4 separate regions of the Mus musculus genome follow, and regions 2, 3 and 4 are each linked to region 1. A link is a loop called in an ENCODE intact Hi-C map of the cell type or tissue named here. Cell type or tissue: heart. All regions are shown on one strand. Region 1 overlaps Ccdc6 (coiled-coil domain containing 6). Region 2 overlaps Phyhipl (phytanoyl-CoA hydroxylase interacting protein-like). Region 3 overlaps Ank3 (ankyrin 3, epithelial). Region 4 holds the start of Slc16a9 (solute carrier family 16 (monocarboxylic acid transporters), member 9).

Region 1 (8,000 bases):
TAAAGAAACCGAGTACTTGAATTACACTCAGCAACTGTTTTTCTTGTTTTTTTTTTTAAAGATTTATTTATTTTCATTTATATGAGTACACTAGAGCTGTCTTCAGACACACTAGAAGAGGGCATTGGATTCCCATTACAGATGGTTGTAAGCCACCATGTGGTTGCTGGGAACTGAATTCAGGGCCTCTGGAGGAGCAGTCAGTGTTCTTAACCACTGACTCATCTCTCGAGCCCCCAATAACATCTTTCAAAAGAATAGAAGGGAACTTTCTGGGCTCTTATTCGAAAGGTGAATATTGTCTAATCATGGAGGCTATGTCATGGGCACAGGCACGTGTCGTGGCTGGTCACACTGTGCCCACAATCAGGAAGCCAGGACTGATGCCCACTGGCATTTCACTTCCTCTTTTTTTTAAAAAAATCTTTTTTTAAAAAAAGATTTATTTATTGTTATATGTAAGTACACTGTAGCTGTCTTCAGACACCCCAGAAGAGGGCATCAGATCTCATTATGGATGGTTGTGAGCCACCATGTGGTTGCTGGGATTTGAACTCAGGACTTTCAGAAGAGCAGTCAGTGCCATCTCTCCAGCCCTCACTTCCTCTTTTTAACTCAGTTCATGCCCTCAGCCTGCAGAACCCTGCCAGTTTTATTTAAGATAGGTCTCCTCTCTTCAGTTAAATCCTTCTGGAATCACCCCGACAGACACACCCAGAAGCTTGTTTCCATGGCAACTCTAGATCCTACCAACAGCGAGAGTTTCCAAGTGTTGAGATTATAGGTGTGCACCATGGTACCCAGTAGAAAAAGACAGAAAAAGTCTTAAAAAGTGCTACTATTAATCTCATCTGCAATATGTATGTATATATATGTGTGTATGTGTATGTATGTATATATATATATATATATATATATGTATGTGTGTATATATATATAAAATACGTATACACACACACACATACACACACAGTCCTCAGCTCCAGTCTGGCAGAGTGTTACTTGGGGGTGACGCACATATCCTTGCGCAGCCTGGAGGAGAAGACAAAAAAAGATTCAGGGTGGCTACATTACTCATCCAAAGATGAGTATCAAGGATCAGTGTTAGAGGTCACGTGCGCCTTTGGTTTTGGACCAGGACAAGGGACTGAGGTGCATTCTTCTTAACATACTAAAGCAGATCTGGCCTGTAGATTCTCCCAGCATCCCTCACTCCCTACCTGGTATTCCCTGCTCCCAACCCTGAACTTTCCAACCATGGGGCTGGGCTACCCTTCCCCCTAGAGGCTCCTCCCTGTATAATCCAGACATTCTGATCTTTTCCTCCTCCTCTCTCCTCTTCTCTTCAACCCCTTTCTTTCTCTCCTCTATTCCCTGTCCCCATGGCGACTCCGTTGGCCTCAGTCCTTGAGGCCAGAAAGGGCGTTCAAGAACAGTTGCCCAATAAACTTGCCTTTAATATAATCTAATCTGGCTTGAATTGGCTTACTTCACCGGCAGAGAAATAACCTATCAGCTCTGGTAGCAGACCTTCTGGTCACAAGGCCACGTTCTGAAGCCTGGGCTCTCAGAATACACAGGTGTGCCTGTGGCAAAAGCATACATCTTGATAAGATAGAAGGGGGAAAGGGGAGGCAGGGAGGCAGGGAGCCAAACGAGCTGTGTATTCGGTGTTTCTTGAAAAGATTACTGAGGATATACCAGTTCCTGCTGAAATCAAAGTCTCAAAAACCTGACTCAGTGCCCAGACTGAATGGAAGGCACTTGCCTTTAGACACACAACTAGGCCAGTCCAAGCTTGATGAGAAATCCATGGATTCTCCAAAAACAGACAAAATGTAACTCAGGGCCCAGGCTCATACACATTCCAGGTCAAGCCTGGGACCCCCCTCCCCTGCTCTAGTCTCAGAAGGAGCAGGGGAGGTGGCTCTCTGTAGAAAGTGGCCTGATAATATAAATGAATAGCCTTTGCTCTCTCTGAATGGCAGTGAAACCTGTTTGCCCACAGAGGACCTTATTGCCGATTAAAACAACCGTTATTTTTCCTGAAGCACACACAGTCTAGCATAAAAACCATGTTTACTTAACTGTTGGACAGGCGCATCTGCTCCTTCCGGCTTGGGCTGTTTGACTTGCCCTTCCTTTAAAACAGTACTGAGGTGCTGGGTGGAGCAAGGTTCTAAAAGCAAGGAAAACCAAGGACTTTTCTTCAGATGGTGAGGCAGAGAATGTGACCCAAGAATTCGGCTGGGTACTTTGAGAACCCAAAGAAATCTTCCCTCTGATGTGTCAGGCGTGAAAACCAAAGCCCAACACAGTCTGCCCCTGTGGACATTGAGAATGGCAGAGACTGGGGGGGGGGGGAGTGTCAGAGGGGGTGTCTCTGTATCTCAGAGTTCTCTGGCTTTCAGTTAGCTAAGCCATTGGGTTCAAGGACCAAAATGAAAGGTCACTTGATCCACACAGAACAGGGGGCTCAGGGTGTCAGAGATGTCCTGCCATGAGCTGGGGGAAGTAGTCCATTGGGGACAGTGCTTCCTGTTTTGAGTATTAAGGAACTGAGCTTGGAGTCCCCAAACACAGAACAGTGTGTCTGTCTGTGTGACTCCAATATTCCACTGTAAAGATGCAAGGCAGGGAAGAGATCCGTGAGCGCTCCCAAGAAAACTAGCTAGGATACAGAGTGGAGGGGAAATCAATAAGACCTTGTTTCAAACAAGATGGAAGGGGAGGATTAACATCCAAGGTTGTTCCTGGGCCTCTGCACACAAGGGGATAGGGTTGATTTAAAGGAACATGCTGCTGACATAATGTGACCAGTTAGCAAACATTTGATGTACTGCCCTAGGGTTGCTAGCAAGAAGGTGGAAGATACTACAAGTATCTGATGCAGCCAGCAGGACACCAAGTGTACCTCAGAGCCACAACATCAGAGGGCCGACCCCTCACCCTGCATCTCACCCAGACTTGTTTTCTTGTGGGGTTTATTTTGCTCATGAAATGGCTAAGATCACATGTTTCTGGAACTGTACCTGAGAGAGACATTTCCCACAGGGTCCTGAGACTCCCAAGGGAGTGCCAGTTTGCTGTGTGTCGCCTGTCACTTTCATTTCTGGCTTGCTCCTGGCCCGGAGCTGTGCTTGGGTGATGTGAGCTTCCCACATAAACCACTGCCTCCACCTGGCAGTGTCCAGAGAGAATCACCAAGCACCAAGGGTTACTGCATGTCCAGACTTCGTAACACCACGGTGTCCCTCGGTCATCTGTGAAGTTTATGCTTGAGAACAGCACGGTGAAGACACAAACCAACCAGCCACTCCCCCAGATGCAAAAACATCAAGCTCAAAGAAGTTTTAAGATTTTTTCTATTGGGCTGCACTCAGGGCCTTTCTCAGGCTCCTGCGGTCACATGTGGACGGTGGGCCAAGAGACGGACATGCTTGCTGGACAGTGGAGCCTCTACTGACCTCAGGCCAGATGTTCTGGGCAAAGCTCATGAGAGCCAACAGCTGACATCCAGGAACACAGTGATCTGGTTGTAGAACACAGACACTTAAAAACGAAATTATATGGGGCTGGAGAGATGGCTCAGCGGTTAAGAGCAGTGAGTGCTCTTCCAAAGGTCCTGAGTTCAAATCCCAGCAACCACATGGTGGCTCATGGCTATCTATAATAGGATCTGATGCCCTCTTCTAGTGTGTGTCTGAAGACAGCTACAGTGAGCGTACTTAGATGTAATAATTAATAAATCTTTAGACCTGAGCAAGTGGGGTTGACCGGAGTGAGCAGAGGTCCTGAATTCAATTCCCAGCAACCACATGATGGTTCATAACCATCTGTAGAGCTACAGTGTACTCATATACATAAAATAAATAAATCTTTAAAAATTAAAGGACAAAAATCACATACAAAATGAAGATGATCCTCAAACACAACACTTTTTAAAAAATTTATTCTTTTATTTTCTTTGAGACGGCGTCTCCTCTATTCCAGGCTGGCCTTTCATACACCAAGTACTGACCTTCTTGCCCGTCTCACCTTCTAGTGCTGGAACTGCAGGCAAGCACCACCACTTCTGGTTTGGGGGTGTGGGGAGAACCCAAGGCTGTGGGCACGCTAGATAAGTGCTCTACCCCTAAACTACGTCCCCAGCGTCTGTCTCTTCTCCTGTTCACCAGGATATTGATAGCGTAGGCAGCCACACGGTAAATAAAACGATGGAACGTGCAGCTTGAAGTCTCTCCTGAATTACACAGAAGAAACTGGCAGGCCATACAAATCAGGGCTGTTCTTACAGAGGTAACACGGAGATGGGGGTGGGGGTGGGGTGTCTCCCTGCACAGCCCTGGCTGGCCTGGAACTCACAGATGATCCTTTTGTCACTGCCTCCCTCTAGTGCTGGGATTAAAGGTATGCACCAGGAAACTCTGGAGAACCAGGACTTTTAAACAAGCTGGAGTTAGGATTTCTATAGAGCTGGACTCGTCTCCGTTCAGCCTTCTAAACCAAGAGACCCCATCTTGTAGACACATGGAACACATTAGACCAGTGGTTTTCAACCTTGCTAGTGCTAAAACACTTAAATTCAGTTCATGATGTGGTGACCTGTACTTTCTGATGGTTTTAGGCAACCCCTATGAAAGGGTTGCTGACCTCTGAAGGGGCTGCAGCCCATAGAACAGCTAACAGAACCCAGGAACACTGGTCCTACTTTGTAACTTGAGGTTCATTTATCAAGGTCCCCAGGGTACATTTTTCTTATTATCTGTACCAGTACGGGAACTTCTGGTATATGCCTCTCTCCAAGCCAGACTTTGAACTTCTGTTCCTGTTTTCTGTGAGCAAACACAAGAACTAGCTGTGCTGGGCTTCCGGTATTTATCACATGCCCTCTCCAAATAGCTCACAAACTCAGAAGCCTGCAGGTCTGTGCTTTAGCGACTACAGTGCTGAACAGAGGGGCTCGGAAGAGGATCGGGCACAAAGTCGGGGATGACCGCACAGCCTTCCAGTGTGTAACTCTTTCTAAAGAGACCAGGAGTCTTTTTTTGTTTTGGTTTGTCTTATTATTTGAATTAAAAAATGCAGCAGGGCGTGGTGGCGCACGCCTGTAATCCCAGCTACTTGAGAGGCTGAGACAAGAGGATCTCAAGTCCTGAAGTTCTGGGCAGTAGTGCGCTATGCAGATTGGGTGTCCGAACTAAGTTTAGCATCAATATGGCGACGTCCTGGGAGCGGGAGACCACCAGGTGGTCTAAGGCGTGTGTGTGTGTGTGTGTGTGTGTGTGTGAGAGAGAGAGAGAGAGAGAGAGAGAGAGAGAGAGAGAGAGAGAGAGAGAGAAAGAGAGAGAGAAAGAACCGGCCCAGGTAGGAAACAGAGCGGGTCAAAACTCCTGTACTGATCAGTAGTGGGATCGTGCCTGTGAATAGTCCCTGCAATCCAGCCTCTGGGGGACAACATAGCGAGACCCGTCTCTTTAAAAAAAAAAAAAAAAAAAAAAAAAGGAAGAAAAAAAGAAGAAAAATGCCTTCTAATTCTCCATCAATGCTCCAGGCCAAGTCAGGGGATGATTGATGGCTACCCGACACCCCAACTATCTGACTTTTTATGGTGTCATTCGCCGGAATCCCTCACGAAGCATTGCCACCTCACAGGACTCTGGAAACACAGAGAACCTGGATGTGGATGAAGAAACCTTCTGTCCAGGGTCACCTTTCTCCAACGGGTCAAAGGACCAGGTGGCTCTGCAGCGTCGTCGGCAGGTAGGGCAATCCTGAAGCTTGACTAAAGTCTCCCTTGGGAATTCCCACTGGGTACACACCACATAAGCAGCCAACTCGCTTGCCCTGGGCAGACTTCCTTTCTGCCACTGACCACTCCTTGGAGCCCCTCCCCCATCCAACTCGTGAAATTGGGACGGAGACTCCAACCACCTGTTCTGAACCCTGCCTAAAGGTCAATTCCTTTAGAAGTCTTCTCTGACCCAAGGCAAATTCTCGCATTTAAAAAAATGGGGGGGGGGGCAGGGTGGATTTAAACGACTTGACTCACTGAAATGGTTATCAGGAATTCCTGAAGACCATATTCCTTAAAGGATTCCACTCCTGTGTCCTGCCAACCGCAGCCTTACCAAAACGCCACACACCCAACACATGGACACTGACCCCAAATATCCCTACACAGATCATCCCACATATTATTTTCCTGACCTACTGAAGCAATGCAGACATGAGTTGTATCAAGGTAGCCGCTGCTGCGATGCAAGCTGTCTTAAGTGAATAATTGCATTACCTTTTATTGATTTTGTGTATGTATGTACTGAAGGGCTGCGGAGGTCAGAGGACGCCTGCAGGAGTTGGCTCTCTCCTATCACAAGTCCAAGGGTTCAAACTCAGGTTGTCAGGCCTGCAGCAGACACATTTACTCTCTGGGAAATTTTACTAGCCCAAGGGTAAACTTTTCAATAAGTAGGAATACATTTTAAAATTTACCAATTACTACGTACAAATGATGAGTGATGTTTACACAAGGTTGATGTCAAAGACTGATCCATACCAGGCTACGTACATGACCAACTACAGCATTTCATGACAGCCTTGCTGCCAAGGTCACTGTAATCCTCTGGGACTCATCATCATCCCTGAAATGTCCTATGGCATGTGCCAGTGCATATTGGTCCACGTGAGACATTTTGGGAGTGTAGCTTCCATTTTATAACCCCTTGGGTTTAACTGTTTGAATTTGAAAACACAGTTCAATTACAAGTTCAACATCAGGGTGGGTAGCCAGTGGACCCGGGTTCAATTCCCAGCATCCACATGATAACTCACAACCACGTGTAATTGCAGGTGTGAGAGACCCAATGCCCTCTTCTGGCTACCGCATGCACGTGTGGTGCATAGACATACATGCAGGCAAAAAACATCCATACGTGTAGCTTTTTTCTCCTAAGTATATTTTAAAAAAATTAGAAAAAGGAAAAAATAGAAACCCACACTGGCCCTACTGATGCTACCTACAAGTACTTCCTCCGGATGCCGTTAAGAGTTTGTAATAGAATCTGGTTTTGTCTGTTGGTGCCAACACTAACCAACCATCATTCCCAACTCAAAGAACAGAAAGGACGAAACAAATTTGACAGTTCCAGGAGTACATTTTAAAAAATTATCTTTATTTAGGTTTTTCTGATTCAGCACATGTATTAAAGACTGATCAACATAAAGTAAATAAGACATTAACTGGACGTCTTACATCTCTCTAAACTCCAACAGAGAATGTCAGGATGGCCACCATTACCTGAACTCCAAGCCAGGTAAGCTGTAGATGAGCCTACACAACACACAGAGCACACGGATATGCAGAGGCAGAGGGCATGGTGGCATCTGGCTCTCCCCTCTTCCTTGTCGACATCTGCCCAAGTTACAGTCGGCTTTCTTTCCAAACAAAGTCCCAAATAAAGTCCGTGGAGACATCTCAGGGTCCATCTGAGCAGACGTTCTTCCAAAGGAATGCGTTCCAGCCTGTGCTACCTGCAACCTTGTGGTTTTGTTGTTGTTGTTGTTTTTTTTTACCAGAATGAAGTTCAGATCAGGATGCACAATACAATCTGATGCTGGTGAGGACCAAGTCAGACGGCAAAGCTGAGCAGTAACCCAAGTTAAGGCATGAATGCACACACGCACACGTGCACACACACAGCACCCATGCTAGCACGCACAGAGGATCCCGTTGATCACTCCAGAAGAGGTGACCTGGGTGTGACCAGTAATCACAACTGCTGAGCATTCTGGGAAATGCTCCCCAACACATTAGGCTAACACATTTGTAATCAAAAATTTAGAAAGAGAGAAATTAAAACTTAAACAAACGAACGAACAAACAAACAAACAAACACCCTAAGAATCTTTTAGTCTCTCACAATGGCTCCCAGAAAGAACCAGGAGCAGCATCAATGGCTGGCTCTTTAATAATTTGGAAACAGGAGGTTTACTATGCATGT
Region 2 (8,000 bases), 370 kb before region 1:
GAAGATCAGATGGGGTTTTACTGTTTCCTCTTTACCTGGGTGACTTTTTCCTATTTTTTTAAAAAAATTCCGAGAAGGCTGGGGAGATAGCTCATACTGCTTGCCTTACAAGCATGGATCCCAGAAGCCATTTTTAAAAGCCAGGTGTGCTGGCATATGCTTGTAACCCCAGCTCTAGAATAGCAAGGGCAGGAAGTTCCCAGGGACTTGGTAGCCAAGCAGCCTAGCTTCTGGGAAAGCGCTAGGTCACTGAGAGTGACCTGCCTCAAAAAGTAAGGTGGGTGGCCTTGAGGTGACCTCTGACCTCTACACTATGCACATACATGCACCCAGATACACTTCACAAAAGAGAGAGAGAGAGAGAGAGAGAGAGAGAGAGAGAGAGAGAGAGGCTATTAAACATGAAAGAGCTTGTAGAAAAAAAAAATCCAGAAAATAATAGGCTGGTCTGTTTCCAGGTTGGTTAGCAACTTTCTCATCTGTGGGTATCTTTAGATAAGCCCTCAACCTTTCTCTATGGCTTCACACCTGCATTCTTTTAGATGCTACACAGGAGTGCCCACTACTTATCCTGGTTTCTATTGTTGTTTCTTAACCTCAAACCCCAGTATAAAACTCTAAGAACATATTCTATGGCTGACATCCTGTCTCATTTTGGTTTCATCTTCATGCTTCTTTGTTTACTCTGTGAAGCTGATAAGAATTTTTAACACCCTTGACTGCTAAAGATTTCAGTGTCTGAGGACAAGGTAAAAAATTTCCTTGCAAGTACCATATTTTTTATATTTCTCTTTATTTTGTGGATTATAAGATCCAGCGTTTTAACGTGTCATTAAGGAAAAAATGCCAACTAAAAGATGGTTAGACAATATCAGAGATGTTAAAATGTAAATAGATATTTTAGGATAGATTAGGTATAATTATGATAGTTCACTAGTCAGCAATGAAATAGCTAGAGATGCCTGCATTAAATTAACAGTAGCAGAATGCTCTCCCCTGGAGACAGTTCTCCAGTGTCTACCTCAACTTTCATCCTCTCCTGAATCCCTTTTATTTATTTTTATAGCACCCAACAAGGGAAGTTTAATTTAAGTCACACACACACAGTCTTTGCGTATTATATTGTTGGTTGTATATCCACAGCCCAGAAATTAAATTGGAATGCTCTGAAGTCTGAAACTTATAAATAGGCCTGAAGGGGTATCTGAGCTTCAGTGTGTAGACTTGGTGTTGGGTAGTGAGGGTGGAGGCAGAAAAGGTTATCGGATCCATGGTAAATGCTCGTGAGCACCAGGTGGGTGCTGGGAATTAAACCAGATTCTCTGAAAGAGGAGCAAGTGCTCTTAACTACTCTGCTGTCTCTCCAGCCCCTGAAATTGGAAACGTTTTGAGCACTGAAAAAGGTGCCCAGAATATTTGGAACTTTGGAGCAGTTTTGAATTTGGAATGAGGTGGTAAAACTATGCAAGTATTTGCAAATACTCCAACCTCCCCAAATTCAAAACTCTGAAACACTTCTGGTCTCAAGCATTGCTGGTAAATGGAGCCCCACCTAGATGACATTCGTTTTTCTGGGTAAATACACAAATAGTATCCTGGTATTTTCCGACTCAAGGGAGCTATATAGTTTATCTGCCAGAACCAACGTTATACTAAAGAAAGGTCTGATATACTATGACTTCTTTAGCTTAAAGAAAACGCTTGGCAGTTCTAACACACACAAACACACACACAGACACATACACACACAGACACACACACACAGGGATGCATAGCTGTCATATGATACATTGTTTTTACTTCTAGGAATAAAAAGAACAAAACCAGTCTTTTTAGAGTGATCTCTGTATTACTTTATCATTTTTCCTACATCTCATAACTTTTGTGAAGAGTTAGGAGGAAAATGCCAACTGCCAGCTTTTAACTGGTCTACAGTATTTCTCTGTACATGACTTTTTCCTTATTTTCAGAGTTAAAAGCTAAGGGGAACTTGCTGCTCAGGCTTATCAACTAACTAAGGACCATTTCATTTAAGTCTTATCAATTAAGTCTTTAATACTGTGACTTAGGCACTGTGCAAGGTATTGGAAATAGAATAGACTATTCTCTCATGGGCTAACCAGTCTCTAGTCTATAACAACCCAACACCATTTGAAAAAAAATGTTCTTGTTTATATTTCTCTTCCTTTAGACTGTGAGTTCTTCAAAGAGAACCATATAATTGTTCTCTTTTAGCCTTGCTATCTAATTGTGCGTGTGTCTGGTACATTGCATGCTTTAAAATAAATCAGTTACATGCATCAGTTTAACCAGGTTGGATTTTGACTAATCCTTATATATCAAAAATTTTTTCTTATTTTTTGATGTAGGAGTTTGACAGCAGTTCTCAATTTTTTAAAACAAAAGCTAACCAAAACCATCTAAGCATGCTGAGGGCTGTAAGAGCTGGAGACCTTCAAGTAGGCTCCAGAGGCCTAGCCTTGAAGCCGACAGCTGGGAGAATCATTACACTTTGGCCAGATGCAATTTCTGTACCAGTAAAATGGCTATACTGATCTTGTCAACCTCAGGCAGTTACTAGCTCTGGTTTCCTGCTGTGCTGTCCTTCAGAGTGGGAGGTACCTTGACTCATTGTATCAGCTGATTGGGCACTGAAGAGTGCCGCTAGCTTATGAAACACTGTTGAATGCTGTTGCTTCAGGGTCTTTAAAACTTGAAAGAGTAAAAAAGCACACAAATATTTTAAGAAATAACCATGAACCATAACAAATATTTATGTAGAAATAAAAACAAGCCAAAGAAAGACGATGGATTTTTTTTATAAGTTCCTATTTTACAAAGTTGAATCCCGTAAAGATGTATTTTAATAATCTCTGATTTATCAATTCTGTGGCTGACACTTCTGGTACTGTATTGCTTAATATGACACTTTTAAATTTTTCAGATTACTCCAAAGTTCATCTAACACAGCTGCTGGAGAAGGCTGACGTGATTGCAGGACGCATGCTTAAGTTCTCTGTTTTCTATCGGAACCAGCACAAAGAGTATTTTGACTATGTGAGGTAAGAGTCACCAGTATCTATGCGTTCAGGTATCTTGGTTTCATATATGTCTGAAGAGCACATTCTTGTAGAGCCCAGAGAAGGGCGTTGGGTCGCCTGGAACTGGAGTTACCGATGGGCGGGAGTCAACACGTGAGCTGAGAATCCAAAACTGGATTCTCTGGAATTGCTGCAAATGTTGTAATCTGCTGAGCCATCTCTCCAGCCCTGGGAGACAAAGCCTTTGAAAATGACACACTACAGTGATTCTGAACTTCTGCACACAATCCACACAATGTTTTCTTTTGAAGCCTTAGCCTGCATGTGGCACCTCAATCTTATATTAATAGCTCTTGAGAGGATGAGGCAGGAGGGTCACCATGAATTCAAGCTCAGTTTAGGGTGCCGCCAAGGGACCCGGATCAAAAGGAAATCAGTCAAAATGAATAAGAACCTAATGCCTTTAGAGTTATAAAGGAGTTTTGTCTTTACATGACTATGTATGAAAAAAATCAGGAAGTTTTGATAGATTTTTAAATTTTTGCATACTTTTCTAATTTCTCTTAAATCAGTCATGAGCTCCAAGCTGTAGAAATGCAAGGAATCATAGTGGAAGAAGTGTGTTCGGCATATATGTTGTAGAATTAGAAGACCTCCGTCACTTTTCACCACTGAGGTCCTGAGAAGCACACTATGGGAAGAACATTTTTGCCTTGTAGCTGCTTTGGGGGCAGAGTCTGTCCAGGAAGACATGGTAGCAGGTATAAGATAGCATGGTAGCAGGCTACTGAGACTGCCAGACATCCTGGGAGACTGTGGCCTGCCGTGCTAGGCTAAACCCTAAGGGCCCACCCCAGGGACTCCTTCCCCCAGCAAGGTACCACCTGCTGAGGTTGTAGCCCTTATTCAAACAGAGCCACCAGCTGGAGGGAGACCTGCAAGTGTTCAAATGCATGAGCCTGAGGGGATGTTTGAACAAAAAACAAAGTACTTTGTTGTGCCCTGTGTTTGTATTGTATTTTGATGATAGCAAACGCATCTGCTTTTTGTCTGAATAGCTTATAAGTACAGATTTCAGTCTGTTGTTCTAAGTGGCCAGGAGTCTATATAATTTTGAGTGGATGCCATTCACCTAATTTAAACTGAATGACAAATTATTATGCTTGTCAGTCATTAATTGAGAATGGCTGGTAAATTCAGCCCAAACAGTTTTTATGTTTTTAAATATAAAATGTGGAGACCAAAAACTTTCCACGATTGCTACTGCCTCTGTTAAGAAACACATCAAAAGAACACAGCTTTGCTGTATATTCAGGTTGCTGGGTTGCTGCCAATCACTGCCCAGTGCGGCCACTGGGGGTCAGTATTTCTCTAGGATTTTCTGACTCTTCTGTGGGAAGAGGCTTTCCTGGCATAGAATATTTGCTTAATTTGTTCTCATAAATGTTTCCAAAAATTCAAACCAGTCAAACTCTGAGCACCTGGAAATGGATGAAGTAATTGTACACATTACATGATTTAAATCCAGTTTACCCGCATGAAAAATGTTTGTATCAACAACAAAACTTACTTTTGATTTAATTTCAAAAATAATAGCAGTAAAACCCATGTAACTTGTATCTTGAAGCATTAAATACAAACACCGTTAACTAAGGCATAGGTAGAATTCCTCATCATTTTGAAAAGCTTTATTTAAAAATAAATAAAGCCCCCTCTCTCTCTGCTGGAGGTGGGGCTCTAGGAGAATGCTTGCCAGGCATGCAGTAGTCTAGGTTCAAGCCCCAAGACCACAAATAACAACAAAACTACTCCCTTTTCTACGCAGTGAACTTTAGTAAGGGTATTTACTTCCGTGGATCTTGATTTGCATTTTAATTAGGAAAGTGTTTGTCAGGGTACATTTCCTTGATTAGAATCCCTTTAGAATGTTATCTTCAGAATGCTTGATGAAGAAATCTTACAATTACCCGGTAATCTTTATACGTCATTATAACTGAAGAAGTTGTGGATAAATCCTGTTTCAGTCCATAAGGGCTGAACTAATTGTCTTCTCTTCTAAAAAAAAGACTAAAACATGAGCACACCTTCAGTGAAAATGCCTCCTGCATCCGACCTTGTTCACGTTCACTAGTGAGGCTAGGGGCTTCTCTATCTGAATACATTTTCTTTCTCCTTTTTCTGCCTGGTTGTCAGAGACCCAGAAAGAACAGGAGGGTGGGGCTGAGACTCACAGAGCTGGAATATTTCCAAATTTAGCAAATAGCATATGCCTATGAGTTTTAGCTGAGAGACCCCCAAATGGTATAAGGATCTGATGAAATTTATACCAAGGAACATCTTGAAAACTGAAGAAAATGAAGGAAAAAAAAAGGGATATTTCAGGTGGTAAGAAAGCAAGTTAGAGAAGATACAGGCTTTGCTCCTGGAGTGTGTTTCTCGCCTGGCCTCCATGTGGCCTGGTCTTGCCTCTAATCTACTTCTTTAATAAACACCACTGGATAGTAGTCAGGTGATGGAATTGGAAGCCTATTGCTTTTCTAATGATGGTGGCAGGTCCCCAGCCTACCTCATTGTCTCACAGACTCTGAGAAGCCTAGTGATAGTAATGATAAAAAAAAAAAAAAATCCTTATTAGAATACTAGCTTGAACTTTCCATTCTTAAAAATGCTGGTAGGCACCCATCAAGAAAAACAAGAATGGGGCAACTCTACAGAGAACCTCCATTCACAAATTAATTAATGAGACCTCCACTCAAATTTAAGCATAGCTGAGCTGCTAATGAGACACTAAAGCAACCAGCAAATATCAAGATGTGGTTTTACTCTTCTTGGGAACACAGGGAGGCTAGAGTCAGCCAACAGCAGCAGCAGTGGGCAGAACCCAGCCTTGATGGAACCACATCCTGACCCATGAGGAGGTCAGGAAGACAGCCAAGGCTTACCTTGTCTCTACCCTAGATCAGCTGCTGCTTAACACTGTAGGAGTTCACAGTGAGGGGAGAGTCAAGGCACGGAATAATAGAGGCCTGGGCCACACCGAAGGCAAGAGAGGTAGACAATGTGTTTGGGAAAAATGTTGGTGCTGTCAAACAAACAATGAGAGGTAACCTGACAAGCAGGCCTGTGTCTGGACTTAAAATGGCCAAAACATATGGAGCAAACACTTCTATCTGGTCTAAGTGGGTGACAAAATTTCTTCCTTTTCAAATAACAAATACAACTGTATAGGCTCTCAAGGCAGAAACAGATATGGAGCATGAGAACCTGTCTATTGTGTCTCTCCTCTACTCCCTTTCGCTTAATTTGAAAATATGTTGGGATTCCTTCCAGGATTGAGCTGCTAGGGTTAGGCTCCTCTTTTCACATTAGTAAACAAGTATGGTTTTCCAAATTGCCTTTGAAAATACACACACTAACAGGTTTCTTGCTTTTTCTGTCCTCTGTAGTGTGAAGGTATAATCCTTGAGCCATGCTTGGTCTTCTGTGACCAGTAGTGTATAATGAACATCTTTATGTTGTGATAATTGATATACATTGTATAATAATAACCAGGGCAATAGAAATTTTGTCTTTGGCCAGGTGTGGTATCACATCCCAGCCCTTGGGACACTGAGTTGGGAAATTCTGAGTTTGAAACCACCTGGAGCTTCAAAGTGAGACCTCATCTCAAAAAAGTCTACTTCTTTAAAAAAAATTTTAATCCTGTTCTGTTCACCCTAAAACTGCTGGGACATGAATATTTGATTAACTACATCCTAAATCTTACAGGCTTTCTTTGTGCATTCTGTTCTTTTGTTGGCTATAAGACCGGCTAGGTTCAGAAATTCCATCCTCACGTGTCTTAGCAGCTTGTGCAATTGTATTTAGTTCATTGACTATTTTGCACCAAGGTTTCTGATTCGTTCTTGTGATGGTTTGTATATGCTTGGCCCAGGGAGTAGCACTATTTAGAGGTGTGGCCTTGTTAGAATAGGGGTGGCCTTGTTGGAGGAGTGTGGCACTGTGGGTATGGACTTTAAGACCCTCACCCTAGCTGCCTGGAAGTCAGTATTCTGCTAGCAGCCTTCAGATGAAGACATAGAGCTCTCAGTCCTCCTGGACCATGTCTCTCTGGATGCTGCCATGCTCCCACCTTGATAACAGACTGAACCTCTGAACCTGTAAGCCAGCCCCAATTAAATGTTGTCCTTTATAAGATTTGCCTTGGTCATGGTGTCTGTTCACAGCAGTAAAACCCTAAGACAGGCGTATTTTATGATTTTTTTTTTAAATATCCTTGGAAACACTTTGCCCTAAAACAGTTTCTTCATTGCCTTGTATTTATATACTCTGGATGCTCACGAGTTTGTTGAAATCCTCATTTTGATTGTCTTTCAAACATTTCGGACTATGGGTTGTTTTCCTTTGGAGTTCTATTTCCTTTGCCTTAGTCTGTTCATGTGGTTGTGATTTTATGAAATACCTACTCTAAGAACGTGTTTTTGACTGGGCAGTGGTGGTTCATGCCTTTAATCCCAGCACCTGGGAGGCAGAGGCAGGTGGATTTCTAGGTTCGAGGCCAGCCTGGACAGCCAGGGCTACACAGAGAAACCCTGTCTTGAAAAACAAAACAAAACAAACAAAAACAAACAAACAAACAAACAAAAAAAACTCAACCCAAAAACATGTTTTCATTCATTGGCATGTGATTCAGATGGCATATTGAATTTGAGTTAGGTTGGATGCTTTTGAGTTTGATCATAAACTGAAAAGTATAGTCTCTGTGATTTGTCTTGCAATGCTGGGATCAGTAGCCAAGGCAACTGTCTGACTCTACAGTGTCCCCAGACTCCAGTCTAGCACTGATGTTACTAGAACTTGTGGCCAGTTGCAAGGTGCCTCAGTATCAATCAGCACAGGAGACTCCAACAGTTGTGTGACAGCAGCCCCTATCTTCAAACCACGGAATGTGAAGGAGAT
Region 3 (8,000 bases), 170 kb after region 1:
CGGAAAGTCAAGGCCAGCTTGGACCAGCTAGTGAGGCCGTCTCAGAAATATCCAGGGAAGGCCGAGGGTGCTGCTTAGTGGTAGTTCACATCTTTTAGCATGCATGATGACCAGTACCAAAATAAACTGGTAAAATAAAAAAATCTCGAGTTATTAGCAAAATTTCTCAATCTGTAAGCTCTGACAACATATCAGTTAAGAAACTAAGCAGACATTTTGAGACCTTGTCTCAAGAACAGTGATGACAAAATCTCCAAGCCCGCAAACTAATGACACAAAACCTAAACCAATGCTTCCTGGGGGGTAAAAAAAAAAAAAAAAATCAACCACAGATAGATGCTCCCTGGGAACAGCATAACTTCTTGACACACTGGCCTTATAAATCCCATCTTCTTCTATGGGGCAGAAGAGCCTAAATAGACGAAGATTACTTCATCTTTAAATTCTTAGCTCCCCCACAAAGTGCACAGAGTTTATGCAAGGTGGGTGTTTTCGGGAGAGAGCAGAACGTTCCAGAGTATGGCTTTAGTGACTGGAGGCACAGACAGGGCCCCTGTGACTGGGGATTAGACAGCTAGGTTTTGCCAGAGGATACAAGAACACTGTGGAACCCAAGTAGGTGAAGAGTTGAACACAGTTTATTTTATATGCTTAAATAATCGACTAGCTTATCCGGCGTCTGCTTTTCTCATACATGTCATTTAGAGCTAGGTGTCCGTGGAGGTCGATTTCAAGTTAAGATAGTGAATGAAGGAACCTCACCAAACCCAAAGAAAAATGCTCTATAAAACGCGGCAGCCCCGCTAACCTAATGGGGGCACTGCTGGGATGGTTACTAGTGATTGGCTTGCTGAAAGGGGTCTACATCTCAGAGCCAGTACACAATACAGCGATCTTTTTTTTTTTTTTTTTTGTCTTTTTTTTTTTTTTTACAGTGCGCTTCGATCCTGCTAGATACGGATTTCCGGTCAGTCCATTTTTTTAAATACCCACGACTGGGGCCTCTTGTGAGCACCATCCACTTCTACAGTGGCAAGCATTTCCCCCCTGTAAGCACTAACAGCGCCCCTCCCCCCACCCCCAAGCAAACTACTGTATAGTTATTTTTTTTTCCATTTTTGGTCATTTCATTGAAAAATTGGCAATAGCAATAAATATTAGATGAAGGGCTTTGTGTTTACAGATAAAATCTCCCATGTTGCAGGAGACTGTAGTGTTTGCAAAATTGGAAAAGATTTAATCAAAATAAGGTGATATGCATGCATCAAAATATTAATATTCTGAAGAAAAAAAAATTTTTTTTCACAGAACTACAGAATTCCTCGTTTGGGGAATTATTTAAATTTGCAGCAGGTTTTTTTTTTTTTTTCCTTTTTAAAGATTTGCATTTTTTTTCTTTTAAAATCAAGCTAGCAGTTTTGCGTGTACAAACATAATTGCTAATATACAAGAGTCAGTGAAAGAGTCCCGAGAGCGCTGGATCCCCATCCTTGTCCAGGGTGAAGTCACTTGGGACGCCTGTCCTTGGATGCATTTGTGATATCTTTGTGTTCTGTGAGGCGGGTGCCTTATAATTCTTTATTGTAGTTTCTTCTGTTAGAATTTACAGTGTTATTATTTACAGCAAAACTATTGATTTTTTTCATTATTATTATTATTATTTTTCTTTAAAAAAAAAAAGAAAGAAAGAAAGAAAGAAAGAAAGGAACAGTGTTTATACCCTGACAGTTAGTTTGGGTCCGAGAAAAATAAGGCGAGCTGTTGTGAATTTAGTAATTTTAGTGTGTCTTCTTGATTTGATCATTCCGTCCTCTGCTGCCCCTCCTCCTGGGTGGCACAGGTGTTGTTTTGTCTGTCTTCTTTGAAAATGACACTAAATTACTTGAGACCGGGTCTGAAGAACATGGCTTCCTGTGTCGTACACTGCACTTGCTCAGTGTGCATTTCAGTGCCGGGAATGAATGTGAGTTTCCATGCTTTGTAGATCGGCTCATGCTAAATGAAAGAAAAAATGTGATTTTCGTTTTCCTTCTGCGTTTACAAAAAAAAAATCGTGTCACTGACGTGTGGTGGAAGCAGCTGACCCACACTCCACTCTTGGTGACTATTTTTCTTCCTGCTGATCTCTGGTGAGTTTCTCAATACTGGCAGTATGACCAAGTGGTCCTGCAGAGAGGGAAACAAATGGGAGGCGGTAAGTTTAGTTTTCATTGTCTGCTTTGTATTTTATTTTATCTTTGTGGTTTTTTTGGATACGGGGTCTCATGTAGCCTAGGTTGGCCTTGAACTTGCTGTGTAACCTAGGATGACCTTGAACTCCGGATCATCCCGCCTCTGCCACAGTAACTAGGGTTTGTGGTGCTGGGGTCTAAAACCTGGGATCCCTGCACTCTAGCAAATATTTCACCAACCGAGACACAGCTTTGGCCTTTCTATATATAAAAGGAGAGCTTGCCGAGGACATCTTTGCTGTTCACCGTCCAGGGTTCAGAGACTGAGGACCCTCGGCTTGTTAATAGGGTGTTCTTGGTAAGTACCTCAGGGGACCAGGCCCTAGGGGATCCAAGAAAGCGCCCAGAAATCAGTGCTATTGGCTAGGTGATTCTGAGAGTTATCACACAATCTTCCTGAGCTTGTGGCTTTCAAGGATGAGTTGGGAGTATCCTGAAACTGGGATAATACAGGGCTCCTCAGCTACTCAAGAGCTGTTTGTCGCTCCTTGGCCTGCACCCCAAGAAGACAAGTTTTGTCCCTTGCTCTCCCTGCTTCGTAGAAGAGTCTCGCCTTCTCCTTCAAGTCCGGAAGCTGATTTCCACCTCGAGGCAGGAATGATTATAAGAACAAACAAAACAAAACAAAACACCAAACCTTTTCAGTCACAGGCAAATCTTTTCTGAAGCTCACAGAGAACCTTTAGAATCTTGCTTACCCAGGGGCAGGGACTGAAGCATCCTAGTGACCTTCAGGTTGTTTATTCAGACACGTTTTTTCCTGGATGGAGCACCCAGGTCACCCCATCCTGGGTAAACTCCCTGGAACTGCTCGCTCGTCCCCTGGTCTCCTGTTATGGGTCTGACTGTGTGTTTTTTTTTTTTTTTTTTTTTAAGGGACTGACCTCCCCGCCCCAGGTCACCAGTGACTGGAGCCAAGAACACCAAAGTACCCACTCCTCTGAGATTTCAACACTTGTGCTCCTCCAAGGACAGAAAGTGACTCACTTTCAGTAGATCCAATTACAGAGGGTGGGCAAACCCTGTCGATCAGGATTTTCACACCTTGGTTGCTGTCATTAAATCCAAATCTTCCAGGCACCAGGCTGCTTAGGTGGCTCAATCATGGTTGCCCTCTTCACTCTGGGCAAACTCGCAGCAGTTTTATCTAAACTTGCCCTTGAGTCTCCCAGTTTCCTTGGGATGTGAAATTTTAACCCACCTCTTCTATGACAAGTTTAATAAGGTCTAGTAAGTTTCTACAAACATGAGACAGGATGGGTGAACTCTCACCCATTTCTTTATATTTTCTAATAACCAAGCTAACGTCCCAAGTTAAATTTGTATTAAAAAACAAAACAAAGCCTGTCTCTTCTCAGTGTAAGCCAATATTGTCTTTCTAGACAGAGTGGATGGCTTTTACAGCTTTTTGTTTTATATATGTGTGTGTGTGTGTGTATGTGTGTATATATATATGTGTGTATATATATGTATATATATATATAAAGATTTATTTATTATTCTATGTAAGTACACTGTAGCTGTCTTCAGACACTCCAGACAAGAGCATCAGATCTCATGATCATATGGTTTTGAGCCACCATGTGGTTGCTGGGATTTGAACTTAGGACTTTCAGAAGGGCAGTCAGCGCTCTTATTCGCTGAGCCATCTCTCTAGCCCCGTTTTTACAGCTTCTTAATATTGGGTTAATTATATCCTGCCCTCTGTATGTTGCTATTTTTAAAAAGCAGTAGTCATCCTTCAAATCTTTCTTGTTCTTAGGTGGCCAGAATGTAGGTCCCAACCCCATGGGTTTAGCAATGCTAGTGTGGCAAAACATTTCCTACCGAGAACAGCATCGCACAGAGAGGACGAGGACCTTGGCTAAGCAACTTGCTAGAAAACCACCTGAGGTGAGAGCGCCCTCTGATGGACGGGATGTTGTGGACAGGCTCCACGATGACATTTCAGAAATGGAATCTGGAGCTCTGTGAGCACAGCTAACAGAAAGAACTTAAGAAACTTTAGAAGGATGCCGGGCAGTGGTGGCGCATACCTTTAATCCCAGCACTCCGGAGGCAGAGGCAGGCGGATTTCTGAGTTTGAGGCCAGCCTGGTCTACAGAGTGAGTTCCAGGGCAGCCAGGGCTACACAGAGAAACCCTGTCTCGAAAAACCAAAAAAAAAAAAAAAAAAAAAAAACAGAAACCTTGGAAGGAGGGGTGTGCCTGTGGGCTAGGCGTAGCCTTCTGAATGTAAAAAATGGGAGTGTAGAAAGAATATCACAGATACTCTGATACTGATTCATTGTCACTTTAAGAAACATGTTAAATGATACTTACAAAACACGGCTCCAGATCTAGCAAAGGCTCAGGTGCTGACCTGAGAGCCAATTTAGAGTCCCATGGAAGTACTCAGGTTTGTTTGTTTGCTTTTTGTTTTGTTCTGAGCCCAGTACACACTGGAGGATTTATCTCTCACATCTACTGGAGTCACATTCTCTCCTGGTTCTCAAACTTTATGGCTGTACAATATGACTTAATGAGCCCCAGTGTCCAGTCCACGCCACGCCCACAGGGGCCAGTGATGAAAACCAGCAACCACTCCCACGCCAACTCTCTAGTTAGTTCTAGCGTTCGATCAAGCCACAGTGCCAACGATGGGTCCTGGGAGCATGCTTCCCAAAGCTTAATGTGTACACAGACATCTGGAGGGGTTTTATAGATCAAGAGTAAATCTAGACATTCGTTTCTAAGACTTTGATGCTGCCAGTGTTTACCTCTAGCCCTACTCTGAAAATAAAGACTGCATACCTCATCAGGTATACACATGTGGTGGTTTAAATGTTTAACCCAGGGAGTGGTACTATTGGGAGGTGTGGTCTTGTTAGAAAAAGTGTGTCACTGTGCGAGTGGGCTCTGAGACCCCACTCTTAACCACATGGGAGCCAGACTTGTCTTGTTTGCCTTTGGAACAAGAGGTAGAACTCTCAGCTCCTCCTGCACAATGCCTGCCTGGGTTCTGCCATGCTCCCACTTTGATGATAATGGACTGAATCTCTGAACCTGCAAGCCAGTCCCGTCCCAATTAAATGTTGTCCTTATAAGAGTTGCCTTGGTACCAGGAGAGCCAGGGCTATACAGAGAAACCCTGTCTCGAAAAACCAAAAAAAAAAAAAAAAAAAAAAAAGAGTTGCCTTGGTCATGGTGTCTGTTCACAGCAGTAAAACCCTAACTAAGATGACACAGGATAGCAAATTATCTTTTGCTGCTCCTGAATCTGTATCTACGTAGACTTCCTTCTCTAATCAACATGTATGGAATTCCTCAAGTTCCTTTTAAATTCTGGCTCCTTGAAAGTGCAGACCCTAGACTCTAAAGAGGCAGAACCTCCTTTGTACATCACCTCTCCCCTGAGGGACTTCATGGGGTCTTGCTGTTCACACAGGAAATGCCCTGTTCTTCCCTTCACACCCCTCCCATGTCTCTTCCCCTGCTGGGTTAGTTGGACTACAGACTGTAAGTTATCACAATTTATTCCCTTAATATATAGAGACATTTCATAAGTTCTGTAACTCTAGAGAACTCTGACTAATACAGCATGTCTGTGCATGCATATATATATATATATATGCACACCACAATGTATGTATGGAGGGGACAACTTGTGGCAGTTGGTTGTGTCCTTCTACCATGTGGGTCCCAGGGATTGAACTCGGGTGTCTTAGTTACTTTTAAATTGCTGTGCTGAGACTCCACGACCAATGCAATTTATAGAAGAAAGAGTCCATTGGAGGTTTACAGTTTCAGGGGGTGAGCCCCAAACTATCAAACCAGGGAACACAGGAATAGGTAAGCTCTCAAGCAGGCAGAGAACTTATATTTCAACCCACAACCATGAGGCAGAGAAAGGGAGAGGGGGAGAGGGGGAGAGGGAGGGAGAGGGGGAGACTGAAGAGAGAGAGAGAGAGAGAGAGAGAGAGAGAGAGAGAGAGAAAGAGAGTGCTAACTTAGAATGGTGAGGGCTTTTTAAACCTCAAAGCTCACACCCCCACTGACATACTTCCTCCAATAAGGCCACACCTCCTAGTCCTTCCCAAACAGTTCAATCAACTGTGGAGCCAAGTATTCAAATATGGGCCTACAGGGCCATTCTCATTCAAACCACTACATTAGGCTTGGTGGCAAGCACAGTCACCTGTGGAGCCATCTTCCTGGCCCTATTTCTTTTTAAAAAGCAGTAATTTTCATTACAAAATGAAACTATAATCAAAAATTAAGGTTTACTTTTCCTTTAATTTTAGTTTTCGGTTTTTCTTTTCTTGTCTTTTTTTCTCTCTCCTTCCTTATTCCCTCCCTCCCTCCCTTCCACCCTCCCTCCTTCCTTCCTTCTTTCCTTTCTCTCTTTTTGGAGACTGAGTCTCATTCTTGCCTTGAATTCTGGATCTTCTTGCCTCCGTCTCCAAAGTGCTATGATTAGAGACGTGCACCAGTGCACACTTGGCTGAAAACTTAATGGCCTAATACCCATCTCACAACAGTTTTCCTCTTCAGCTAGTACCAATAAATGAGGCCTTTTCAACTTTGCTCTTTCCCAGCAAGGGGGTTAAGTGACATACTGGAAGCAGATGAATGCATATTTTAAAATGCATTTGCTTCATTTTTCTTTATTAAGCGTTTATTATATATCTGGCACTGCTGTGAAGTGAATTACCTCAATCCTAATAACAGGGTAGTATTAAGTCCCTACTACACAGAGAATTAAAATGGCAAGAGCCAAAATACCTGGCTTCAATTCTGTCTCCATCCTGTATCCGGAAAACAGATGGCAAGTTATCTGTATCTCAGATACATTCTGGGAAAATGTCCCAGAGAGGCCCCAAGTGGGATGAACTACCTCAGGCTCTGAAGGGGAGAGGAATGGTCACTACCTCCTCTGGCTTTGTCTGGGTCTCTTTGGGCTTCATTTCTTGGTAAAGAAAAGGAGTAGAAACCTGGTCTGCTGACTGCCTCAGTTTACCATGAGACCCATTGATAGTGACTGTAGCAAACCACCCTCGCCTGAAGCAGGGATGGATGGCTAAGCTGAGATCTCCCCCTGCTGCCACTGCTGTGCCTGAGCTTGGCCAGCTGCTACACTTGTTTCCTTCTTGCTTCTTCTAATACTTTTATAATAGAGCCTCCCAATTGAGGGTTCCTACAGGCTTAGCAACTACTGTTATTAAGCAATTTATGTGGAAAAACTGAGTGAGTTCTGAAACAAGTTGGAGGCATGTTACTACTATCTTTCTACAGAGGGTTATTGTTGTTCAACCAGGGGTCGTTCCAAGCTCCTTCACTGTTCCCTCTGAGGAAGTGGCAACATGCAAGCTGGATAACTTGGCCAAACCCATAGAGCTGGTAAGCTACCTGGCACCCCTATCGATTCACCTCTATGTCCCCAATGGCCACACGGAGATCTCCAGGCCCAGAAAGACTGCCACTGGGAATGATGGATAGGTAACTGAGTCCTCTAAACCTTGCAATAGTCCAGCCTCAGCGGCTAAAGAGCTAGAATTACCCGCATGCATTTCCCAGTTTGTGGGGGACAGGTATGTGAAGAGATGCATTTGCTGCTGGGGCCTGAACCCAGGCAGAGCCTTGTGCATGCTGGGTAAGTACTCTACCACTCAGCCTGTAACGCTAGTACTTAGCGGTTAGGCTACTTTGAGGTTTAGCGCGTATCCCCAAAGGCCTTGGGCTGTGCGGGTTAGCTCAGTGGTGACGCTTTTACCTAGCACATTAAGTCACC
Region 4 (8,000 bases), 48 kb before region 1:
CATGTTCTTCACAACTGGGCTATCTCGCTCGCCCCAAGATGGACTAGTTCCTTAGTTGAGTGATGAAAATTCTCAGTCTATAATAAAAACTGGGTGGCTCTTCATGGCTATAGGTTGGACAAGCACCAGTAGTTAGTAAGATGATGAATAACTGAAATAAGATAGTGTATTGTTACCCTACTGGCCCAGGTGGGTCTAGAGACAATCGCAACCGGATGTGAAAGGCTATTAGAGTCAAACACATTAGTCGTCATCCCCCCCCCACACCTCCCAGCAATGTGGATGGGAAACGAACATGGACCTTTAATCCTTTACTGATTTTAGAGGCAACTCAGAAGACCAAACTGGAGGCCAAAAACCTATTCAAGAACACCTAGGTGGTTACCACACATCCCAAGGGCAATATTCAAACTCGAGTCAGTGTGTTAGCATCAGCTATCCCATTTATTGCCACCTTATCTGCCAGCCTCCTTGGCTAGTGTAAATTCCAAGGCCCGGTCATTCCCAGCAGCTGTGTTTCCTCGGAACACAGCCCGCTCTCCCCACCTGTGCTAGGCTCTTATTCAATAGAACCCTTTCCCACCAGGGAGACTCCTCTCTCCATTTCAGTCTTGGCTGAGACCCTGAACCCACCATATACGTTTGCTCGTAGTCCTCTAGGTTCTTGTTATTTAATAATCGTAAATATTAGTCTTGCTGCCTTTGGACTCCTTCCTCCCTGACATCTTACACCATACATATGCAGAAGCATGCTGTCTTTCCTACCAGACTGAATAGAGGACATACCTTTTATTTTTTATTTTTTATTTTTGGGCTCAATAATTAATTATAGTTTAACCCTTTTGTCTACAAAGAATCATTTGGTATAAAAACAAAACAAAACAAAACAACCCTAAACATAAACACTAAGCTGGCTTAGAATACCAGCTTCTCTTCTTTGACAATCCTGAATTAAAACTGAATGATACTTCTCACTAGATGATTCTTTTCCAGAGAGCTGTGGTCCCTCAAGAAAGACCCCGATTCCTGTCTCCTTAACCCCTCTTCTTCTTCACACAACAGCAGTCTATCTGTACAAGTTGGGGGAAGTTTTAATGAAGAAAAGGGCCACAAAAAAAAAGAGGGTTCAAAAGTGGAAGGAGGGAATAAAGATGGCAAATCTGATGGCGTCTATCTAAGCATTAGCCTCTTGGTCTAGTCCAACGGTTCCCAACGTGTGGGCCGCAACCCTTTGGGGTCCAACGGCCCTTTCACAGGGGTCGAATATCAGATATCCTACATATCCTTTATTTACGTTACGATCCTTAACAGCAAAACTACAGTTATGAAATAGAAATGAAAATAATTTTATGGCTGGGGGGAGGTTGTCACCACAACATGATGAACTGTATTAAAGGGTCACAGCATTAGGAAGGTTGAAAACCTTTGCTCTAGGCAGTGGCCAGCTGTACCTGAAGCCCAGGACCTGCTGGGACATTCAGACACCAGCCACTCCCCATTGTCATAGCTGGTATTGCAGAGCTAAGCAAAGAAAATACTGCCGAACAGTGGTGGCGCACGTCTTTGATCCCAACACTTGGGAGGCAGAGGCAGGTGGATTTCTGAGTTTGAGGCCAGTCTGGTTTACAAATTGAGTTCCAGGACAGCCAGGACTACGCAGAGAAACCCTGTCTCAAAAAGCAAAACAAAACAAAACAAAAAACAGAAGAAGAAGAAGAAGAAGAAGAAGAAGAAGAAGAAGAAGAAGAGGAGGAGGAGGAGGAGGAGGAGGAGGAGGAGGAGGAGGAGGAGGAGGAGGAGGAGGAGGAGGAAAGAAAGGAAGGGAGGGAGGAAGGAAGGAAGGAAGGGAGGGAGGGAGGGAGGGAGGAAGGAAGGAAGGAAGGAAGGTAGGAAGAAAGGAAGAAAAGAAAAGAAAAGAAAAGAAAAGAAAAGAAAAAAATCCAGTCCAGAGTTCCTAATTTCACTCTTTGCCATCTTACCACGACCCTGAGGAGGAGGAGGAGGAGGAGGAGGAGGAGGAGGAGGAGGAGGAGGAGGAAAGAAAGAAAGAAAGAAAGAAAGAAAGAAAGAAAGAAAGAAAGAAAGAAAGAGAGAGAGAAAAGAAAGAAAAAAAATTTAAAAATCCAGTCCAGAGTTCCTAATGTCACTCTTTGCCATCTTACCACGCCCCTGGCCCTTTCTATAGAACCTTCATTAGAGACGAGTAGGATCCCTGTCTCTCCACTTACCCAAACACAGAAGGATGGGAAGCAAGGAAACCTGCTCTTCGGACATCGGCGGTGCTGAATATACAAGTTATTGCCAGTTGGCAGGTGAAAAGATTTTATTGTCTAATTTCTATTTGCTAGTCGAGGGTGGTTAATGGGTACCGACACTACTCTCTGCGCTCACAAAGTGTTTAACGGAGGCTGTAACCAATCGGCACACCCTTTCTTTCTCCAACCTAGCTCACTCCGTCTGTTGCCTAAGAGTATCTGAGTGGCCTCTGCTCTGCTCTGCTCTGCTCTAGGTGAACATGCCAATCTGGGCAAGTCAAGATGTCTAACTATTACCACTGAGCTGTAGCCCATCAGATGGGCCCAATGAGGCAAGTAAGATATCAACATAAATAATATGTAAATAATATCTGTAGTGTAAACACTGCCTAAACTTTCCGGATCATTTGTGCTGCATAGACCTGACATTCCAAGAACGAAGTAAAATCCCGACCTGATTGATGGTCAAGTTCCATGGCTTGCTGTTTCCCCTGAAGCCTCTGTGCATGGCTAAAACCAAAGAAGGGTTCCCTAGGCGAACCAGAGCTGAGGCATGCGCACCAAAATCCTTCTAAGTTTTGTTCAGGTGGCGGAGGAGCCGCCTGGCCGTTAGGCTCCTACACCCTGTAGCGCAGCCCGGGTGCTGCCCTGCCCGGAACCCAGCAGGATCTGCCCGCAACGTGAGCTGCTGTCCTTGCAGTTTACCAAACCTATGCGCCCCAGCCTGGATTCTCCCCAGCACCTGAGCCCACCTCCTCGGGAGCGGCCTTCTGGGAAGTGAGGACCCACTTGGGTCACACGTAGAAGGTATCCCAGGAGACTCATCTGGTGACATCCGAGCTCTCATCTCCCCCATTCTCCCTGCAAAAGGCAACCCTACGAGTATTTTTGCAGAGGCAGTTACTCTTTCTAGAAGAGGGTGCAGAGTGCTCCGCGGCGCTCTCAGGACGCTTTCAGCCCGGGCAGACCAGAAGCCGGCCGGTAGCTGTGCACCCGCGGGTGACAGCACCGCCTCCTTTCGGTGCAGTTTGCAGGGTGAGGGGACAGCTCCCGCCGGGACCTTCCCAGTTCCTGGGGTTTTTACCTGAGTCCCGGCCTCGGCTGGGGCCGCGGGCGCAGCTCCGGCCGCAGCTGCTGATCCGGGCCCTGCGCTGGGCGAGCAGTCCCGCTGCGCGCAATATACGGCCGCCGCCCTCTGCCCTCGGGACACATGGAGTGCAGCCCGCCCGGCCGGCTCCACCTTCCCCACCCCCACCGCCCACCCCGGGAAGTCACTCCCGGGGTGGTCCCACTCTCAGATCTCCTCTGCAGGGGCACCCTGGCCAGTCTGAACCGGCTGAGACTGCACGCCCGCTGGGGGAAGGAAGAGGAGGCGGAGGAGGAGGAGATGGAGGCGGTGGAAAAGCCGGCGGTAGGGGCGCTGCGTCTACACCCGTAGCTTAAGGCCCGGCTAGGAGTGGGGGGAGGGCCGGACCCGAGTCCCCTTGGTCTCCCGAAGCTCTCCCGCATACCCCCCGCCAAGCACCGTGTGCATTTGCGAGGAGCCTGTGTGGAACTGAATACAAGGGTCGCCTGCTCTCCCTGGCTTCCCTGGGTCGCTGGGAGCCTCCTGGCCAGAGCTGTACTCGTGGGCAGAGATCCCAGAGGAAAGCGAACTAGAAACCTAGAACTTTGTGAAGTTGGTACTCTTTGGCAGTAGGGAGTATAAGATGCCAAGGGCTTTCCTTTGGGACAACTCCGCGGGAAAGGCGGGTGTCCAGGAGGTCGAAGAGGGAGGGAGAAGTTATGTGAAGACCGTCAGGTGTCTTGAAGTAGAACCAGGCTGTCACTAGCTGTGGTGCAAAGCAACTCACGCTGGAGCTACCTACCATGCATGGCTCTCTGCGCTGTCACCGAAGCCCACTGCAGAAAACTTTAGGGTTCCAGGGGCTAACGAATGTGTGGACACCGTTCGCTCCAGGGATATGTCTGCAATGTGGCGTGTGCTCACCCTCTGCCCCATTAACTTTCTGTCTGTTGAATTCTTGAAGAGAACTATGTCTATCTAACAGCGTGAGAATTCCCTTCATACCACGCAAAGCCTGCGTTCTTAGGCGGCAAGGACTACCTCCTGCAAAGTTAAGAGTTGAGCCACCTAGGTCTTTTCAGCTTATTTCCTTATCTATGATATTTTCAGAATCTTGCCTGCATCGTGGAGAGTGGGGGAGGGTTGAGAAGTCAGAAAAGGTACGGAATCTGGCCATGCCCACCACCCTGAGAAGTGGCTTTAGCGCTTCTCTCCAACACCCCCTTTCTATTCAGGTTATGGAGAAGTCCTCTCAAACATATTATTCTTGTCCCCGGAGAGAGCTTACTTGCCACCCCCAGCACCCAAGTATAACTAAGCATGACTGCAGCTGCTGTCAAAACCATAGCACCAAAGAGGTAGAGGCTACCCTTATTAGAAAGCTCCGGGTCTCACTTAGAGACCCTCTCTTCAAAACCAAGGTGGACTGTTGCTGAGAAACACACACACAGACACACACACACACACACACACTCAAAGTGGAAGAAAAATCAGAAAAATACTTAATAGTAACAGTAGCCCACTGTGGTGATTCACACCTATACCCAATTGAAGAGGCAGATCGCTGGGAGTTCAGGTCCATCCTGGGCTACATAATGAATTTTAGGCTAGCCTGGGCTACAGAGACCTCATCTGAAAAGAAACACTACCAATTAAAAACAATAACAAAACAGTGCCCATGGAAGGCAGGTAGTATCCAAACAAACAAAAACCTTATGGGAGGAAAAAGAAAGGAAAAGCTGTCAGCATCCTAAAAATGTGTTTGTGAAGAAGAAAGGGGCTCTGTATCCACTCCCGATGGTGGTCTCATTTAGAACGGATGACTTGTGTTCACTCACGGTATCTACAGCTGCCTGAAAACCTATCTCATCTCCCCCTCTGTGCTTCAGGAACAGGTACTTTGGAAAGCTTTCCTTGATCTGCATAGATTCCAGCTGCCAGAGTACATGCGGATGCCCTCACGTGCAGATCAAACAAGTTACTGTCTGTGAAACTGTTTGGGAAACCCTGCCTATTTGCATCCTCAGCTGTGTGAAATCAGCACAGGCTGTTTGTTCCCTTCTGCTCCCAGTGTCTCTTAACAGTAAGTGGGAGGGGCCTGTCTACTCAGGCCAGTTCATGCCCGTCCATACAGAATGAAGGAGTGTCCTTATGCAACGGCAAGGTTCCTGCTTTACTGTGAAACAGAACCCTGAGGGCTAGACTCAAGCAATGGCAAGGCCTGGCTTGTTCAATGAGTGAGGTGGCTACAAGGTTGCTCTAGCGCTTGGAGGCCAGCTCCAGGAATAAAGGGCATGCCACCTGGATGCCATTCGAAAGTTGCCACCTGCCCCCATCCCTTGAGGTCCTCTGTTTAGCCACTCTGTGGTGGAACAAGCAAGAGAGCCCAGTGATCTAGGCCAGCCCTGCCCTTGTATCTACAAATAGAATTTGACCCAGAGCAGCCCGAGGAGTCCCTCCCCCACCACACTGGGTCTGGAAGCGCAGAGAGACTGGAGGAAAGGAAACTAAAACCATCTCCTCCTCCTCGTGTCCCCAGTGTTTTCAGGGGACATGAAGAGCCAGGGACTGTAGACTCAGCTGGGGCTCTTGGCCCAGAGGTCAATATACTTTTAACCTGTCAGAGGGAGAGAACATGGCAGGCTGGTAATGAAGCTGAATTTAAATGAGCTTGCCCTGGCAAGAAAATAATTTGAAGCAAAGTTTTTGGAGGCATGCTCAAGAGGGCATATAGGCGATGCCCCAAACTGATGGGTTTGCTCTTTGCCTAATATTGCTACCACCATCAAACATTTTGTTTAGGAAGGGCTTTGTAAATATTCTCAGGGGCCCCAGTTCTATGTGCTGCACCAGTCATTGAGAGAATAAGATGGAGGTCCCAGCTTGATTCTCATCTCAGGAAAGCAGCAGAAACCAAAAGAAAAGACATCAGAGGGTTGGGAGGACGCTTGGGTGGATGTATCGGACTGGTGCAGGAGTCTTAGCAGGAAGACCAACACCCTGGTCCACTACTCACCCTGCTGACACAGCTCTTCTTCCTGACTTATGAAGAAAGGGCAGGTTTCTTTCTTTCTTTCTCTCTCTTCCTTCCTTCCTTCCTTTCTTTCTTTCTTCCTTCCTCCCTTTCTTTCTTTCTTTCTTTCTTTCTTTCTTTCTTTCTCTCTTCCTTCCTTCCTTCTTTCCTTCCTTCCTTCCTTCCTTTCTTTCTTTCTTTCTTTCTTCCTTCCTTCCTTCCTTCCTTTCTAAGGGCGGGTTTCTGTAGACATGTTTATCCCCTGTTTATTAATGACAGCATAGTTGCAAAGACCCTGCACTTTGAAACGACAGTAACTAAAGAAAACACAGTTTAGGGTTTTGTTTGGTTTCCTGAGAGATCTGTCGATCATTAAGTGAATTCTACTTCCTTCTCACACACCAATTAACAGCAGGAAATAACAAAAGTAGGTAAGACATTTTCTCTTAGGCATACGCAGTATTTGTTTAAAGTCAAATGTTTTAGGTTTATGTATTTTTGTTTTATGGGTATGAGTATTTTGCCTGCATGCATGTCGGCACACCACATGCGTGCCTTGTGCCCGAGGAGACCAGCAGAGGGCATAGGATCCCCAGGAACTGGGGTTGCCGACAGTTGGGTGCTGGGAGTTAAACTTAGTTCCCTGGAAGAGGAATCAGTGCTCTTAACTGCTGAGCCATCTTCTCTGGGCCTTAAAATAGTTTTTATTGTTGCAAATAACTTTGAAGATTCATTACATGACATTTTACTCCTTTCTCCAGATTTACATTTCAATCTTTTTATATTCTCCACACAAATGATTTGAAGATTAAAGGATGAAGGACAAGAAATAAATATCATTCTCTGAAAGTCCATTGATTCCCCAGAACTCTGACATCTTCTTTGCTCTCAGAGCCCTCTCCTATGGTTAAACATTCTTGTCTCTACTTACGGATGAGGATATAGGCATTCGGAGGGGCTGTGGCTGGTTGGATCCACAGGAGTGTGGGTCTGTGATGGAGGAGACCCATATTCCTTCCACTGCCTTAGGAAAAAAGAAAATGATGTGAGACACAAACCCTGAATTTACACGTTGAGGACCCACAGTTCATCTGAGCCAACTCATCTGAGATCAACAGTTTTAAACACGCAGAATCCGTAACTCAAGGGAGTCCACTCACCTGAGACCACGATTTAAACACCTGGGACCCACAGCTCATATCATGAGAGACCAATGCCATTTAAACAACTCTCCTATGGCTTCCCGAGAAACCTGAGCGTGTTTTGCTGATAATGAAAGCGAGCTTAAAGAAAGGCTAAACCCGGGCTGGTGAGATGGCTCAGTGGGTAAGAGCACCCGACTGCTCTTCCGAAGGTCCAGAGTTCAAATCCCAGCAACCACATGGTGGCTCATCTGTAATGAGATCTGATGCCCTCTTCTGGAGTGTCTGAAGACAGCTACAGTGTACTTACATATAATAAATAAATACATAAAAAAAAAAAAAGAAAAAGAAAAAAGAAAGAAAGGCTAAACCCTTGGCCCTGGTCCCAGTAAGTGGGAGATGAGCTGAGGTTTCCCTGTGGGGAGTCTGGGTACAGAGAATGAAGCTCTGAACATCTACTCCCCATTGTCATGAGAGGTGAAGTCAGGAGTGAAGTTATACATGGCTCTAGGGCCCAGGAATGT

What was found. Peaks named below come from ENCODE experiments on the same cell type or tissue, not always from the same donor. Only the 100,000 strongest peaks of a DNase experiment are listed, where the experiment ranks them.
Region 2: a loop joins it to region 1, with 2.7 times the contacts of the local background. A loop is called at or near these places in 5 of 42 quality-filtered maps.
Region 3: a loop joins it to region 1, with 2.7 times the contacts of the local background. A loop is called at or near these places in 7 of 42 quality-filtered maps.
Region 4: a loop joins it to region 1, with 2.4 times the contacts of the local background. A loop is called at or near these places in 8 of 42 quality-filtered maps.

Annotation. Positions count from the first base shown.
Region 1 is chr10:70,192,352-70,200,351 of GRCm38, reverse strand. It overlaps Ccdc6 (coiled-coil domain containing 6), which reads right to left. Exons shown (of 9, transcript NM_001111121.1): 9 at 7,152-8,000. Among named protein-coding and RNA genes, the nearest start is that of Mrln, 8.3 kb to the left of the region's middle. In heart, a CTCF peak has its summit at 4,404 (motif pointing left); DNase peaks (open chromatin) are centred at 2,561, 3,481 and 4,851; H3K27ac peaks cover 406 bases.
Region 2 is chr10:70,560,236-70,568,235 of GRCm38, reverse strand. It overlaps Phyhipl (phytanoyl-CoA hydroxylase interacting protein-like), which reads left to right. Exons shown (of 5, transcript NM_178621.4): 4 at 2,945-3,062. Among named protein-coding and RNA genes, the nearest start is that of Phyhipl, 35 kb to the left of the region's middle. In heart, a CTCF peak has its summit at 4,395 (motif pointing right); no DNase peak of the experiment used is centred here.
Region 3 is chr10:70,017,998-70,025,997 of GRCm38, reverse strand. It overlaps Ank3 (ankyrin 3, epithelial), which reads right to left. Exons shown (of 43, transcript NM_146005.3): 43 at 1-2,166. Among named protein-coding and RNA genes, the nearest start is that of Ccdc6, 75 kb to the left of the region's middle. In heart, a CTCF peak has its summit at 4,142 (motif pointing left); no DNase peak of the experiment used is centred here.
Region 4 is chr10:70,240,718-70,248,717 of GRCm38, reverse strand. Slc16a9 (solute carrier family 16 (monocarboxylic acid transporters), member 9) reads right to left here and starts at 3,442. Exons shown (of 6, transcript NM_025807.3): 1 at 3,340-3,442. In heart, a CTCF peak has its summit at 3,669; DNase peaks (open chromatin) are centred at 3,597 and 5,727; H3K4me3 peaks cover 2,189 bases; H3K27ac peaks cover 1,367 bases; H3K27me3 peaks cover 1,289 bases.